Linked DNA regions of Homo sapiens: region 2 is linked to region 1. A link is a contact called in ENCODE Hi-C data. All regions are on one chromosome and are shown on one strand. Each heading gives the region's core, a stretch centred on a gene start or an enhancer-like site at or near the end of the contact. The rest is flanking DNA. Distances are from core to core; before and after follow the strand shown. Region 1 holds the start of MSMO1 (methylsterol monooxygenase 1). Region 2 holds the start of SH3RF1 (SH3 domain containing ring finger 1).

What was found. A loop is a pair of places that touch in the nucleus more often than their neighbours do. Pooled maps may share reads with other maps.
Region 2: a loop to region 1 is called in a pooled map, with 8 times the contacts of the local background. The contact joins the promoter of SH3RF1 here to the promoter of MSMO1 in region 1. A Hi-C loop is called at or near these places in 6 of 50 pooled maps.

The regions. Positions count from the first base shown.
Region 1 is chr4:165,326,203-165,329,511 of GRCh38, reverse strand. It overlaps MSMO1 (methylsterol monooxygenase 1), which reads right to left and starts at 1,843. Exons shown (of 6, transcript NM_006745.5): 1 at 1,748-1,843. RefSeq lists an enhancer at 1,545-1,814 and a silencer at 1,905-2,244.
Region 2 is chr4:169,269,291-169,272,599 of GRCh38, reverse strand. SH3RF1 (SH3 domain containing ring finger 1) reads left to right here and starts at 1,644. Exons shown (of 12, transcript NM_020870.4): 1 at 1,644-1,741; 2 at 3,293-3,309. RefSeq lists silencers at 1,014-1,163, 1,204-1,963, 2,204-2,423.

The DNA of each region.
Region 1 (3,309 bases), core at 594-3,093:
GTTCTTGGAACTTAAATGCATTCACTCTGACAAGTATTGTGCATTCATTGTGCTAGCTGGTGCCCTTACCCCTGAGTTCATAAAACATAAAATTTAGTGAGGAATAACAACTAGTGTCCAAACCATCAAAAATTATGTGATAAGAACAATAAAGGGGGGAATACACAGTGCTATGAACTTCTAGAGAAAGGTGCTATCTAAACTGAGACCTAGAACAGGAGAAGGAGGTGACAAATTAAAAAATAGAGTGAGGGAGAGAGGGTCAAGGGAGGGGTTTTGCATAGAGAGAACAGCAACTCCAAAGACTCAACCAGGAGATTAGAAAAAATATGAGAATTGAAGCTGGAAAGTTTCCCAATAATGCCTTCCTTACTCCCTTCTAACGATTCCAGATTGTCTTGGGTGATCTTAACTATTTTCTGTTTTAAAAATATGCTGACATCCATCATCTCTATCTCTAGCCCTCTCCCCTAAACTCCAGGATCTAATTATCCAAGTTTACTGGTCATATCCAGTCAGAGAGTTCAGAGGCACATGAACTCACTCAACAGGTCCAAAGGTTCAGTATGTGCTCCTCACAACCCCCGCCCAAATACTAGGCCTCCTTTAATGCCTAATTCTCAGACATAACGTTTTAAGTCTCTCCCATTCTGCTGCCTTAAGTCTTCAAACTCTTACCCAATTTAGAAACACTTGGTTTAGTTAACATTCAGGAATTTACTTTTCACAAAGGAGCGAGGGAATGGATATACTGTTGCTAACCGAACAAGGAATTAAAGAGGAGAGGGGAAACAAGGTCTTGGAAAATTGAATTTCCTTTTCCTTTACTCATTCTTGGGCAACCTAAATGACTGGAAGCCTGTTCTGGAACAGGTTGACTAGATAAATTTAGTTATTTGTGGATTCTCAGAAACCTTGAAGTTTAGCTGTCAGCCAGTCTCTGTCCTTTGGCACTTTAACACGGATTTCACCAGCTCCTTCATTTTCTGGACTTGCCCTGCCTCCAAGCTTGCCCTTCCTAAACCTTATTTCTAAGATGCAATGCCACGATCTATATAAATTTAAACATCAGAGATAACCTCCTTAAAACACTCAAAGTTCAAGGGAGTGCTTGCCCTAAGCATAAAGATCAAGCCCCGCTGTGATTGATGCACACGAGGCCCTTCCAGACTTCTTCACTCTTCATTTCTTACATTCTCGCCATCCTACACTTCACATTTTTGCAGTATCTGATCACTCATGGTTGCTACTGCTTCATTCCTCTCTGCCCACGGAAATATCGTTCCCTTACAGGTGATGTCCTCCCATTCAACTCCTAGTCATCCTTCAGTAACCTCCTCTCGGACGCCCTTCCCAACCCCACTACTCCCAAAGCACACTACATCTTACCTCCTTCTAGTGGTTCCTGCTTTTGTATAACTTTCGCCAGCCTATCACCCTGTGCTGCAACTATCTTCTACGTCCTGTCTCCCGAAGACAACACATTTTAAAGGGCAAGAAACATGCCCTAGCCTAGTTCCATCACTTAAGAATTTCACTCCGTTTTCATCCTTTCTAGCACGTACCTTAGCCTAGGCCCACCTTCACTCCAGTCTCCTTCCGCCCCGTCTCGGGTACCACTGCCAGCGTCCCGCCCAGCGCGTGCATCCGCACCCAGAACCCGCTCCCCTCGATCTCACGGAGCACCGGGTGGGAGCCCGCCTGCTCCCCCTTCCTCGCTCATGAGCCACTCCTCCAACCCCCTCACCTGAACGGCCGCGAGATGACTGCCGGCCACCGACACCGAGGACTCGCCAGGTGTTCCAACCTCGGAACCTGCCTCGCCTGGCTTGGGGGTGGAGCCGGGTGGGCCAGGCGGCCCGTCCTGTCGTTATTGGCCTGCGAGAGCTCCCGCCCCGCCTTCTCGGCGCGGTGATTGGTCTGTGCAGTTGCCGACATCGTGTGACTCGCGCGAACGAGCTCCTGGCGGTCCCAGCCATTGGCTCCGCGGATGGAGTGAGGATAGTGAGACCTGCAGAGCCAGCCAATGGTCGGCACCGCGGAGCGCCCGGAGGCGGGGAAGCGTGAGAGCGCGCCACGGCGTGAGGGGGCGGGCACAGACGGATGGCCGCCTCGCCCTGCAGCGCGGAGTCGCCTTGGCAACTGCGGTCCCGGCAGATTCCCAGTGAGAGCCTGCGCTGTGCGGGGGAGAGTGTCGCGCCGGCCGCCGTCCCAGGACTTTTATTTCAAATGTGACCTGTGTAGCAACCGCAGTTCCCAAACCCGGGAAGAAGAGAGTATAGATGAGTCTTAAAATCTATGTTGACTGTTTTGTGTTTCCAGACACCCTTGCCTTCCTTTTTCTGGTCTACCATTTAGATTTAGATCTTTCGTCTCCCTTGTTTCCCCAGCCTACGTATCCTTTAATAAATTCCTGCATTTTGAAAACGGAGAATTTCAAATGCGATTATCGTCATTTTGCAGATGAGAAATAAAGGCTGGGAAAGATTTAAAAAGATTGAACATCAAGGGAGAGTTCGGCTCCCAGGACCTTGACCTCGCTACATGGGCAGAGAACGCCCAGGTGTTGTTGCAATTGTTGTGCTGGACGATGAGTGCCCGGGGGCGGGGGCGGGGGCGGGGGCTTGACGCAGGTCTTTGCAGCTCTAAAGCTCAGTTTACACCATCTCTCAACATTAAAATATTGTGTACTGGGGTTTAATAATAAAACTGTACAGATGTGATAATATACTAAAACTTTCACTTAACGGAAGAGGTGCCTTTAAAGAAAAAACCGCACAGGGGCATCATTTGGGCTAGTGAAGGCCCTTTTTCCTCCTTCTTTATTAAGGTATAATTGACAAAAATTGTGTTTACGGCGTACACATGTTTTGATTATGTGTATATTGTGTCAAATATATACAGCTTCTGAAAACAGAATACTATTGTTTCATTCCTCCATGCTTTTGCTCAAACTGGCCCTTCTGCCTGGAATAATCAGCCATCTCCATGCCGCCCCATCAATTCAGGTACTATCTCCTTGAGGAAGTTCCCTCTTGAAAAGTGTCTTTTTTAGATTCAGTGTGACCTGTACTTATTCGTCTATCCCTCATGTTTGGCACACACATTCTTTGTAAAGTATCATGACAGCGGTCACGTCAAATGAAAAGAAATGGGATCTGTCCCTTGGTTGTCAGAGTCAGCCCTGTCTTTAGGATGCCTTTACAGTGGTGTCTGAAACCATGCCTATATACTTTATGAAGTTAATCTGGGAAAAAGGGGTGGGGGGAACGAAATTAAACCAAGCTTGCAGCACACTGAGGATTAATA
Region 2 (3,309 bases), core at 395-2,894, 3.9 Mb before region 1:
CTAAGTAGTAACTTTCAGTTTGCAAACTGGACTAGAAATTCTCCATTCCATTCATTCCTTCCGTCGTCTTTCTCAGCTCAAATGCCCATGTATTTGCTCACTTCTAATGGAAGGGGAAGTGGGCTATTATTTTTGGTTTTCATACATTATGACTCTCAGCATATGAATCTATTTAGAACAAGGCTGAGAAAAGATGACATAGAGGGTTGCTGAGAGAATTGAACTGATGCATGAAAAATGTTCAGCACAGTGCCTGATTTACAGTGAGTGATCATTGTTAGCTGTCATAATTTTTTCAGGCTTATGTGATCCTTATGTCTTGAATGGTTTAGCTGTGGCCCTAGCTGGAGACTAGAGGATAAACTGAGACTCCTCGTCAAATCATAAACCTAGTTGGTGGCTGGGCAGAGATTTCTTGCATCATCTGTTGTAACCCTTTCTTCTTATAACCACCTAGTTTCTGCCCACCTTTGAGGAGGGGTATTTGGGATAACTTTTTGTAAATTGATGGTAAATGCAAATATAGTAATGTCAACTTTAGATCAGTGACAAAATTTTAACTTGCTTCTCCACTAAATCGAGACTGAAAAACCTCAAAACCTATGGACAAGATGTTTTTCAAAACTCCACTTCGGTTTACAGGTGTGTGCTTGGGGCAACCAAAACAAAGATTACTGCGATGATGGCAGCCACCCAGGCTCAGATAAAAGAGGCGCCTCTCAGCGTGCTTTGCGGTGCCAGCCCACCTGAGGTCAGACTCAATTCTCCCCACTTAGGGCAGGGATAACAGAGCCCCCGAGCCTGGGTTGGAAGTCCGTACTACCGTTTTCCTAGTCTTGGGCTTTGGGGTCAGCGGTCCTCCAGGCTTGCTCCGGTTTGGGTCCTGGGGTGACTGATGGCTGGGTGCGGACAGGTGGCCGCGGCACTGTCCCCATCGATTCACCACGCCGCTCTCGGCCCTAAGGGGCAACACTTCGCTCCGACTCTACCAAGTAAGTGTCCGGGGTGGGCAACCAGACGCAAAGCGCAGCGGGATCGGTTCCCGCCAGGGCTGCTCCCGCCGCCTCCGCGGACCCAGCCCCTCCCGCGCCGCGACTCGCCCAGCCTGGGGAGGAAGGGTCCGTCCAGGGCTCCCAGCCCCGCCGGGGGGAGGAGGAGGCGGCGGGACCCTGTCCCGGGGCTTCTTCCTGCTTCCCCCAGCCTCCACTCCCGCCGCCTTCCCGTCCGGTGGCTCCATTTTTCAGGCGCGTTCTCCTCAGGGAGAAGGCGTCCGTCCCCGAGCCTTCCCCTCGTAGTCCCCTGGGGGCCCCGCTCCCCATCCTCTAGGCTCTTGCAGCGCCCCCTCAGGCCGCCGCCCCAATCCCGCCCCCGGGCTCCGGCGGGGTACTGGGCGCAGGTCACCTCAGCGCGGGAGGCCGGCGCGGCGGCGGGTGGCTCCGAGAGGTGCCGCGCCCGCTCCCGGGGAAGGCGCTGTGGCGCGGGGCCGCCCCCTTGCGCCCCGGGCGCCGGCTGCGTCCCGGCCTCCTCCTCCTCTTCCTCCGCCCTCCTTGGCTGGGAAAGTGGGAGGCGGCGGCGGCGGCGTGGTGTGTGTGCGCGCGTGAGGGGGGCAGCAGAGAGGAGTCTCCCGGTGCCGCCGCGGCGTCAGAGACACTGCGAGCGGCGAGCGCGGTGGGGCCGCATCTGCATCAGCCGCCGCAGCCGCTGCGGGGCCGCGAACAAAGAGGAGGAGCCGAGGCGCGAGGTAGGGCGCGCGGCCGGCGCGGGGTCGACGGGGACCCAGCGTCGGCGGACCCCTAGCCGCGGAGAAGGCGGTGGTCTCGACATTCCCCCATCCCCGCCCTGGGTCGGTCTCTCTCTCCCCTCGCCCTCGGGTCCCCGTGGGCCGGGAATCAGGACCTGCGGAAGCGGAGCAGCCCGCGGCCTCTGCCTTCTCCGGGCAGGAAGCTGCCAGGGCTCCGTGCCGCGGTCTCCCCGGGCGCAGCCCAGCACCCCCTGCTTCCCGGATGGCGCGGTCTCTCTGGGGACTGTCGCCTTATCTTGGCTGGGCTAGAAAGCTGCTTCCCCGTGGCACTCTGTGGGGCTGAGTTTCGCAACTTAAGCCTGCGCATTTATTTTTAAGTCCTTGAAAACTTCCCGCAGTCGTGTAGAGGGATTTGTGTCCCCGGCCTGAGCTAAAGGGAGGCGGAGATGAGGGAGGCTGTAGGGTGAGATCCCCACGCCGGGACCGGCCGGGCCGCAGCCCCAGGCCGCGACCGGCTCCTGCCGGGTGCCGCCGACACCTGGCCCCGGGGTGTGTCTGCGGCGAGCGGCCGCCGCGCCTCCCTGCGGGCTTGGGAGTACCTGTGCTTGGCGCCGTGGGAGCGGGGGTGCAGCCCTGGGGCTCCCCCGCTCCGGCTTTGTCAAGAACAGCTGTTAATGCTCCCAGCCAAATCTTTTTACTCCCGTTCTCCTGGGCATTCACTTTTACATTTATTTTGGCGGTGGGGGGAGAGCGGCGCAGTAAGTGGCTTGCTTTTTCCTGAATGGCCTCATTTTCATATGCCCACAGTTTCCAGTCCAACCTTCCATTGTCGAATTCTTTTGGTGATAATTTTGCCAGCTTTTCTGAATGGGATTAGGACAGGCCGTTCAGAAATGTGTTTCAGAGTTTATCAACTACTGCCCTGAAGGGCGCTTTTCTGTTTTAGCTGCTTTCAAGCAAATCTGTGTCTTTTAGAATTGTCAACCTTCAGCTCTTTTTGGTTGGGCAAAATTAAACAGTTCTATTTTTAATAACAGCGAAGAAACATATGTATTTAATATTGGGATCATTTACCACGAGCGATTACATGAGGCATGGTTTCTTAAACGCTAAAGTGGCTTAAAAAAGGGAATTTAGTTGGATATAAAAGTAAATTTCAGGTAGAGGAAACTTTCAATGGCCTCTGTCAGCTTCTCCTATGAGTTGAAGACTTTATTAAGGCAGCTGATACCACTTTCAGAGCTTAAGAAATTATGTTCCTTATTGCACTTCATAAATCCTTCTGCGGGAATTATGTAATACTCTGTGCCTTGTGTTTGCCCAGTGAATCCCTAGATATCTTTAGGGGTTAATTTTGCGTTGTTTAGAAAGCCTGTTTTGTTTTCAGTTGTTGACTTTGGAGTTTAGGAACCCACATTCCAAAGCAAAGCTACACTATTCAGACAGGGAATAGTGTACTTTTGGGTACTTTTTGATTCTTGGCTCCTTTGAACTTTTTCCCTAGATAACAACACTCATGTTCTCTTTTCCCCCTTTTCCCCATGACTCTAGAGCAAAGTCTGAAATGG